Linked DNA regions of Homo sapiens: regions 1 and 3 are each linked to region 2. A link is a contact called in ENCODE Hi-C or POLR2A ChIA-PET data. All regions are on one chromosome and are shown on one strand. The core of a region is the stretch at or near the end of the contact, and the rest is flanking DNA. Distances in the headings are between cores, read along the strand shown.

The links. Hi-C counts contacts between places; a loop is a spot of excess contacts on that map. ChIA-PET counts read pairs that join two places held with the same protein, here RNA polymerase II (POLR2A). Pooled maps may share reads with other maps.
Region 1: a pooled map shows a loop between it and region 2 (11-fold over the local background). The contact joins the promoter of ELL here to the promoter of PGLS in region 2. A Hi-C loop is called at or near these places in 1 of 168 maps with a recorded cell type or tissue (OCI-LY7) and 4 of 50 pooled maps. POLR2A ChIA-PET finds 5 or more read pairs at or near these places in 1 of 52 experiments (activated B cell).
Region 3: a loop to region 2 is called in a pooled map, with 6 times the contacts of the local background. The contact joins the enhancer-like site here to the promoter of PGLS in region 2. A Hi-C loop is called at or near these places in 2 of 50 pooled maps. POLR2A ChIA-PET finds 5 or more read pairs at or near these places in 2 of 52 experiments (GM10248 and activated B cell).

What each region holds. Positions count from the first base shown.
Region 1 is chr19:18,520,789-18,523,488 of GRCh38, forward strand. ELL (elongation factor for RNA polymerase II) reads right to left here and starts at 1,282. Exons shown (of 12, transcript NM_006532.4): 1 at 1,133-1,282. The coding sequence starts at 1,267. RefSeq lists silencers at 1-15, 746-1,055 and enhancers at 271-786, 787-1,302, 1,446-1,775.
Region 2 is chr19:17,510,290-17,512,989 of GRCh38, forward strand. It overlaps PGLS (6-phosphogluconolactonase), which reads left to right and starts at 1,360. Exons shown (of 5, transcript NM_012088.3): 1 at 1,360-1,671. The coding sequence starts at 1,384. It overlaps PGLS-DT (PGLS divergent transcript), which reads right to left and starts at 1,600. Exons shown (of 3, transcript NR_147835.1): 1 at 1,054-1,600. RefSeq lists enhancers at 206-863, 864-1,520, 1,088-1,337, 1,831-2,125, 2,088-2,347 and 1 more and silencers at 1,398-1,527, 1,538-1,587, 1,831-2,125.
Region 3 is chr19:16,445,769-16,448,468 of GRCh38, forward strand. All of the region lies in intron 1 of EPS15L1 (epidermal growth factor receptor pathway substrate 15 like 1), which reads right to left. Among named protein-coding and RNA genes, the nearest start is that of EPS15L1, 25 kb to the right of the region's middle. RefSeq lists enhancers at 1-198, 1-12, 123-182. Within about 2 kb of position 1,328, at least 32 of the 41 ENCODE cell types and tissues checked have a DNase peak (open chromatin) inside an H3K27ac peak, as active enhancers do.

The DNA of each region.
Region 1 (2,700 bases), core at 32-2,531, 1.0 Mb after region 2:
AGACCCACCCCCACTCCCTTTAGGGCAATGAAGCCCCCAATTTCCAGAAAAGGAGTTACAAGGTTCCTAAACCACTTCCCCTCGGGACCTGACCACTGGTCATCTGCAACTTCTGACCCAGCACAGACGGGGGGAGGGGGGGCCATGACACAAACAGAAATGAAAAAGGCAGGTTTCTGACCACGGCCCCAGATGCGCCCCAAAGTCAGGCCCAAGAGAACATACACAGCAGCCTCCCCTCCCCACCACCAGCCAGGTGGCAGAACCGAAACGCCTCAAACTTCCCCCAGATGGGCCCAAATCGGCCTCTGAGAAGTTCCAGAGTCAGCGGCCAGATGTGGTAGCCAGAGCTTCCTCCTGGGTGGCAGGGATCCCCTACATGTGCCCTGAGGATAACATCACAGCCGCCCCCAACACTTCCACTCTCCAAGGAACCTCTCTCCGGAGAGAGAGGGTCACCTGGGGGTAAGGGGAGCAGAAAGCTGGGACAAGCTGTCAGTTTCTGCCCAAACTCCCCGTCCCAAGAACCAAAGTGGCCCAACCTGAGTGGCTTCATCGGAACGCGTCAAAGCCAGCCCCCAGCTGCAAAGCCTTCCACCCAGACAGAACAGACCCCCACAAGTGCCTCGCTGACCACCCCCTGCCGGGCACCCAGACGATCGCTGCTTCCCAGGAGGACAGACACAGTCACCCCCACCAACGGCGCTGCCCCGGCCCCAGATGGAAAAGCCCCCAGCTTCCCCCTATCACGGTGCCGGGACCGTGCGGCCCACCGCCTCCTCGCCCCGCCGCCAGGTGCGCAAACTGGACCCTGCCCAGGTGCCCAGCAGGCCAGAAAGGCCCCGGACGCCGCCAGGTGCCGACACCGACGCCCCCCGGGCCCGGCGCGCGAGTCTGGGCCCCTCAGCAGCCCCGGGCCACCCGCCTGTATTGCCTCCTAGTGCTGAGAAGGAACGCGGTTCTCAGCGCTCCAGGCCGGACTGGCGCCCACTCCGCGCCCCGCCGGCCCAGGGACCCGCGAGCAGCACCACAGACCTAGCGTCTCCGAGCCCGGACGCCTCAGTGAGGGGAGCGCGAGGCCGGCCCGCGTCCGGACGTTCCCCACTGGCGCGCCGGGCGCCATGCCACTCACCTGTCTGGCGCGGTAGCTCTCGAAGGCCCTCAGGGCACTGTCGGTGAGCTTCACGTGGAACACCGACACCTTGCTGCCGTCGCTAACCCGCCCGCACGACAGCCCGTAGCTCCTATCCTCCTTCAGCGCCGCCATCTTGCGACCATCTCTCCCCCGCGCCCCCTTCCCGGCTCCAGCGCCGCCACGCCGGCCACGCCCCGCCCCGCCGCCCGCTGACGCGCTGCATTATTCATGAGACGCGGCTGGCCACGCCCCCCGAGTCCGACCAAACCAACAGTCGCCGCCACACCGGCAGGCAGCGCACTACATTATTCAGGAGACGCGCCTGGCCACGCCCCATGAGGGCCCCACAAGGCCCACAGTCAACGCCCCAAGTTGTTGCATATTCATAAGGCACTTATGGCCCCGCCTCTTCAGGCCCTAGGGGTGGCCACTTCCGTGAACGAACTCCGCCTCAACACGCGCACCCCTCCAGGCCCCGCCTCCATAGTATTATACATAACCCTGACTCAGCCAGCCAGGCGCGTCAAAGCCCCGCCCCTACAGCCGCTGACGTGATGCATTATTTATGAGATCTCTACAGTCTTCCGTCTTTGGCTTCTGTGGAAAGCCGCAGAGAGGGCGTGGAGGGGCGGAGCCGGCTCGAAACACGTGGGTGGGTAGGCCCCGCCGCGGGCCGGGAGGGTGGGCGTGGCTATGTAAACGGAGCGCGCGCGTTGGACGCTGGGTTGGACACATAAGGCATCCCTTAGGCGGGGTGGATGGGACTTCCACCCAGGGAAGGTGCTGGACCGGTAGGTGGAAGAGGAGCTGGTAAACTTTTTCTTATGAGATGAGTACTTTTAATAGGATAAAATCCTACATCCCCACAGTCCCTGAGCGATGGTGCAGTCCAGCTTCATTTTCCTATTTTAATTTTTTTTTGAGGGGTCTTGCTGTGTTGCCCAGGCTGGAGTGCAATGGCGCCATCATGGCTCACTGCACCCTCGACCTCCTGAACTCAAACTGATCCTCCTTGTCTGGGTCTGCTGAAATGCTAGGATTACAGGAGTGAGCCACCAAGCCCAGACTTCCATTTTCTTTTCTTTTCTTTTTTTTTTTTTTTGAGACGGAGTCTTGCTCATCAGCCCAGACTGGAGAACAGTGGCGCTATCTCGGCTCAATGCAACCATCGTCTCCTGAATTCAAGCGATTCTCCTGTCTCAGCCTCTCGAGTAGCTGGGATTACAGGCGCCCGCCATCATGCCCAGCTAATTTTTGTATTTTAGTAGAGATGGGGTTTCACCATGTTGACCAGGCTGGTCTTGAACTCCTGACCTCAGGTGATCCGCGCGCCTCGCCCTCCCAAAGTGCTAGGATTACAGGCGTGAGCCACCTCCCCCAGTTTTTGTTTGTTTGTTTGTTTTTAGACAGAGTTTCGATTTCCTTGCCCAGGCTGGAGTGCAGTGGTGTGATCTCGGCTCACTGCAACCACCGCCTCCTGGATTCAAGCAATTCTCCTGCCTCAGCCTCCCGAGTAGTAGCTGGGACTGCAGGCGCCCATCACAACGCCCAGCTAATTTTTTGTA
Region 2 (2,700 bases), core at 110-2,609:
ATCATCTTTAATTTTTTTTTTCACCAAAGTTTTAGTTCTTTTGCTTGTTTCGAGACAGGGTCTCACTCTATTGCCCAGGCTGGAGTGGAATGGCAGGAACACAGCTCACTGCAGCCTTAGTCTCCTGGGCTCAAGTGATCCTCCCACCACAGCCTCCCAAGTAGCTGGGACCACAGGCAGCTGCCACCGGGTCCAGCCTTGGCTTCCCAACGTGCTGGGATTACAGCTGTGAGCCACCAAGCCCAGCTACAGCTCTCAAGAAGTACAGTCTTGTACTTCTTTTATTAAATTTATGCCTACTTTATACTTTATGATGCTATGGTAAATGGAATTGTTTTCTTAATTTGCTACTGATTTTAAAATCCACTACCTGTGTGAGTTGAACTGCGCTTACACACATCACTGAAATATCCCACTCTCAGAAGTGGCCCAGCCTCCCCAGGCCCACCAGGCCTTCTTCCCCTTCCAGCCCTCTGTCCAGGCAAGAACTCGATTGGAGGCCTTTCTGGGCACTCAGAGGGACACACCACCACACTAGGAGGGTTAGCTTAAAAAATTCAACAAGCATGGCCAGGCGCAGTGGCTTTCGCCTGAATGCTACCACTTTGGGAGGCCGAGGCAGGAAGATCGCTTGAGCCCAGGGGTTCAAGATCAGCCTAGACCATATAGCAAGAGCCCGTCCGTCCGGAAAATGTAAAAAAAAAAAAAAAAAAAATTCAACAAGCATATTTTCATCCCCTACTTTTTTTTGAGATGGAGCCTCGCTCTGTCGCCCAAGCTGGGGTGCAGTGGCACGATCTCGGCTCACTGCAACCTCCGCCACCCCGGTTCAAGCGATTCTCCTGCCTCAGCCTCCCGAGTAGCTGGGACTACAGGCGCCCGCCACTACGCCCGGTTAATTTTTTGTGTTTTCAGTAGAGACGGGGTTTCACCGTGTTAGCCAGGATGGTCTCGATCTCCTGACCTCGTGATCCGCCCGCCTCGGCCTCCCAAAGTGTTGGGATTACAGGCGTCAGCCACCGCGCCCGGCGGTGCAGGAATTTTAAAACTCACCAAAATACGCCCTCCTTCAGAAAATCCCTGCCACCTCGATAGGACGTCCTCTTCTTGAGCTCCCCTCTCCGGCCCTCCCTGATACAGCAAGGTTGAGCATTCGGGCACTGGCTTCCCGAACTCACTTCGACTCAGGCACAGCAGGCAAAGATTCAATGGGTAGGGCCGGACCGACTGCCCGACCTTCGCGGTGCTTCACTTGCCTCACTGCGCATGTGCCAAAGACAATCACCCAAAGTACTCGAAACCAAGCGGCAGGGCCGGCCCTTGCGCAGGCGTACTAGCGACGGCCGTAGGGAGCGCTTCCTCCTCCCCGCCGCCGCCCTCGCCATGGCCGCGCCGGCCCCGGGCCTCATCTCGGTGTTCTCGAGTTCCCAGGAGCTGGGTGCGGCGCTAGCGCAGCTGGTGGCCCAGCGCGCAGCATGCTGCCTGGCAGGGGCCCGCGCCCGTTTCGCGCTCGGCCTGTCGGGCGGGAGCCTCGTCTCGATGCTAGCCCGCGAGCTACCCGCCGCCGTCGCCCCTGCCGGGCCAGCTAGCTTAGCGCGCTGGACGCTGGGCTTCTGCGACGAGCGCCTCGTGCCCTTCGATCACGCCGAGAGCACGTACGGCCTCTACCGGGTGAGAGCTACGGGGGCCGCCGGGGATCACGCCGAGAGGGCCACAGCCACCGCCTACACCCCGGCTACGGAGGCCGCCGGGGGCCATGCCGAAAGGGCCGCGCCCACTGTCTGCACCTCGGCTACGGGGGCCACTGGGTATCATGCCAAGAGGGCCGTGCCCACTGCCTGCACCTCGGCTACGTGGGTCGCTGGGGGTCATGCCAAGAGGGCCGCGCCCACCGGTTGCCCTCGGCTACGGGGGCCACTGGGGGTCATGCCGAGATGGTCACGCCCACTGCCTGCACCTCGACTACGGGGGCCGCTGGGGGTCTAGCCGACAGGGCTCGCCCGCCTCCTGAACCCCGCCTACAGTGGGTCCCGCAGGACCTCACTGCGCCCTCTGCCTTTATCTAGGCAGGGCTAGAAATGGTCTACTTGCAGTCCGTCTTCCTGCTTCATCCGGTGGCCAGGCAGAGGGAACGGCACGGGCAAGGGCCTGGAAGGGAATCCGAGTGGCCCATGTCAAACGATGCCCATAACTCAGCCCCGTAGCGGACGGGGGCACGAGGAATCAGGTGTAGAGCCTGAATCTCAGGGTCCTGATCTCTAACCCCAGCGAGTTCTCGGGGATCCCTGGGCAGCTTTGCCGCTCTGATGGCTCTGCTTCCAGGCTGTTCATCTTTGGCTTTGAGCCTCAGGATTCTATAGAATCAGAGGAGCGCGCTCTTTTAAAGACAGGGTAACTGAGGCTTGGAGGAGCCTTGGCCTGGCCGAGGGAAGAGTGGGAGGGGCGGGCTCAAAGGCCAGGAACCTCAAGTCACTTGAGTCTGGCAGCGTCAAGGGACACCCCATGCTGGGTGTGCCGTCTTCTCTTTGCATAGAATCTTGAGCTGATGATGGTTTTGTGGGTTTTTTATTAAGAGAAAAGGCTTACTGAACGCTTTATATGCATCAATTCATGAGTCCGTACCACAGCCTATGAGATGTTACACTCATTTCACAGATGGAGAAACTGAGGCCAGAAGAGGTGAGCTTACCTGCCCAAGGC
Region 3 (2,700 bases), core at 78-2,577, 1.1 Mb before region 2:
CGAGGCAACAGCAGAGAGGGGACGCACCAGGGGATGAGGCCTGCACCGTAAGAGGCTGCAGGTGGCACCAGGATGGCCGTAGGAATGGAAGGAAGTGCAGCAGAGCTGACCCGATGTGTTCTCCTGACCCAGCCCACTGTGCTGAGAAGACGCCATCTTCGCCTCTGCAGTGTGTGAATTGTTGATGAGGTTCAGTGTAGCTTTCAGCTCGGTCTTTCAGTTGCTCTTCCTAACTCAAAATGCTAAGAGACAACATGCAAAGTTCCTGTGGCCTCCTCACTTATCCTCCAGCCCAGAAACAATTTACAAGTGGGATGACAGAGAGAGGGGCACAAGGAGAAGGACAAGTTCACATCCTTCTGCTCTGAAGGCTTTAAAACACCGCAATTCACACAAGCGCCTGTAACTGTAACCCAGGACAACAGCAGTTGAGATGGAGAAACCCAGCAGAACCACCTCGGAGGAGAAACTGTCTCAGGATTGTGTTCTAACGACTCCTAAGCAGGGTTCACCCAACTCTGATCCCCGCACGTGGCCGAGGGCAGGACGCCTCCTACATCTTCATGCCTGGCTGCCTCCTGCCCAAACTCTCACTCTCACTCTGCTAGCAAAGTACGCGCTCTTGTGCAAAACAAACCAATGATCATCAGCCTTGGTTCAAAATGACTTTTGGAAAGCAATCCATTTTCACTGTAAAATGTTCAGAGAAGTACCTATAATCCCTTGTTTCCTATCCAGTACCTCTCATCCTCCCGACAACGCTAAAGGGCAGGTAATATTACTAGTCCAGTTGACAGGTGGGGAAACTGAGTTTGCCCTACTCAGGACCACAACAGCCAATGAGCAACAGTCAGTGAAGCACCCAGGATAGGTGGTCCTGGAGTCAGACCCTCACCTACTGTGCACCCTGTAATGACAGCCCAGGTGTCACAGGGCTGTGCACCGGACCACAGGACAGCCTCATGCATATGCTGGCCTGGGAAAATGCACGTCCGTGATGACGTGCTGGAGCATTTTATTAAACAGAAGAGGTCAAAAGGCAACACTCAATTTGAGCATATAAATGGACTTGAAAGCCAGTGTTTTCGATGACCTGCCATTTCCCCAGGAAAGCTGAGACCCCATAATGGCTATGTTTTTCAATGCCACTGCCAAGTTTTGCAGGAAGTTAGGCATATAACACTGAAACACATCTCAGTCTGAGTTCCTACTTAGAAAAACATATGGATGCAAAAACATAGCCCGGAGTAGAGCTTGCTTGATAATCCTTCCATTTCTGCCTTCCCCTTAGAGGCCCCCACAGGCCTTGCACAACCATCACCCAATGTGAGCCCAGCCCTCCCAGCAGGCCGGCCCACATTCTGCGGGTGAGATAACCTGGCTCAGTCATGTGGCAAGCACGGGGCAGAACTGGGACTTGACTCAAAACATTCAAAAGGCATCAGGGAAACGCTGGGGTATGTCTAACCTTCCTGGACTGGATGGGCAGCTCTCTCCAACTGCTCCATCAGAGGTTTCTACAGCAGAGCTAAGGTAAATGTTACCAAGAGAAGGAGAAGACTTGGCAAGTGAAAAGAGAGCTTTTCCAAATCACAAGGAAAAAGACATCTCAATTAAAAATGAGCAAAGAGAGAGGCAATTCAGAAAGAAGAGATGCAGCAAAGTTAGAAAGAAAATGTTCCATCTCACTAGTAATTTAAGTATTACAGGGCCAGGCACTCTGGCTCACACCTGTAATCCCAGCACTTAGGGAGGCCAAGGTGGGTGAATCACCTGAGGTCAGGAGTTCAAGACCAGCCTGGCCAACATGATGAAACCCCATCACTACTAAAAATACAAAAATTAGCCAGGCATGGTGGCAGGTGCCTGTAATCCCAGTTACTCAGGAGGCTGAGGCAGGAGAATCACTTGAACCTGGGAGGCGGAGGCTGCAGTGAGCCGAGATCATACCACTGCACTCCAGCCTGAGCGACAGAGCAAGACTTCATCTTCGGAAAAAAAAAAAAAGGCAGAGAAGCTAAAACAATTCTGAAAAAGAATAATAAAGTGGAAAGAGTCAGTCTACCTGATTTCAAGACTGACTCTATAGCTAGAGTAGTTAAGACAGTGGAGTATTGGCAGGGGGCGGGCACAGACAGTAATGCACAGAACAGAATGTAGAATCTGAGAAACAGACACACACAGATCTGCCCAGTGGATTTCTTGACAAAGGTGCAAAAGTATTTCAGGAGGAAGGAAAGCCTTTCCACAAAGGGCACTGGAGCAATCGGCATCCATAGGAAAAACATGGGCCTCGAACTAAAAGTCTTATGCCTCGTACAAAATGTAACTCAAAGTGGATCATGAATTCAAATGTAAAACATAATCCTCAGGATCTAGGGCAAAGCAAAGAGTTCTTAGACTTGACACCAAAAGCCCGATTCACAAAAGGAAAGATTGGCAGACAAACTTTATGTTTGCACTGTGAAAGAGCCATGTAAGGCCTGGCGTGGTGGTTCATGCCTGTAATCCCAGCACTTTGGGAGGCCGAGGCAGGAGGATCACCAGAGTTTGGGAGTTCAAGACCAGTCTGACCTACATGGAGAAACCCCATCTCTACTAAAAATGTAAAATTAGCCAGGCATGGTGGCGCATGCCTGTAATCCCAGCTACTCGGGAGGCTGAGGCAGGAGAATCGCTTGAACCCGGGAGATGGAGGTT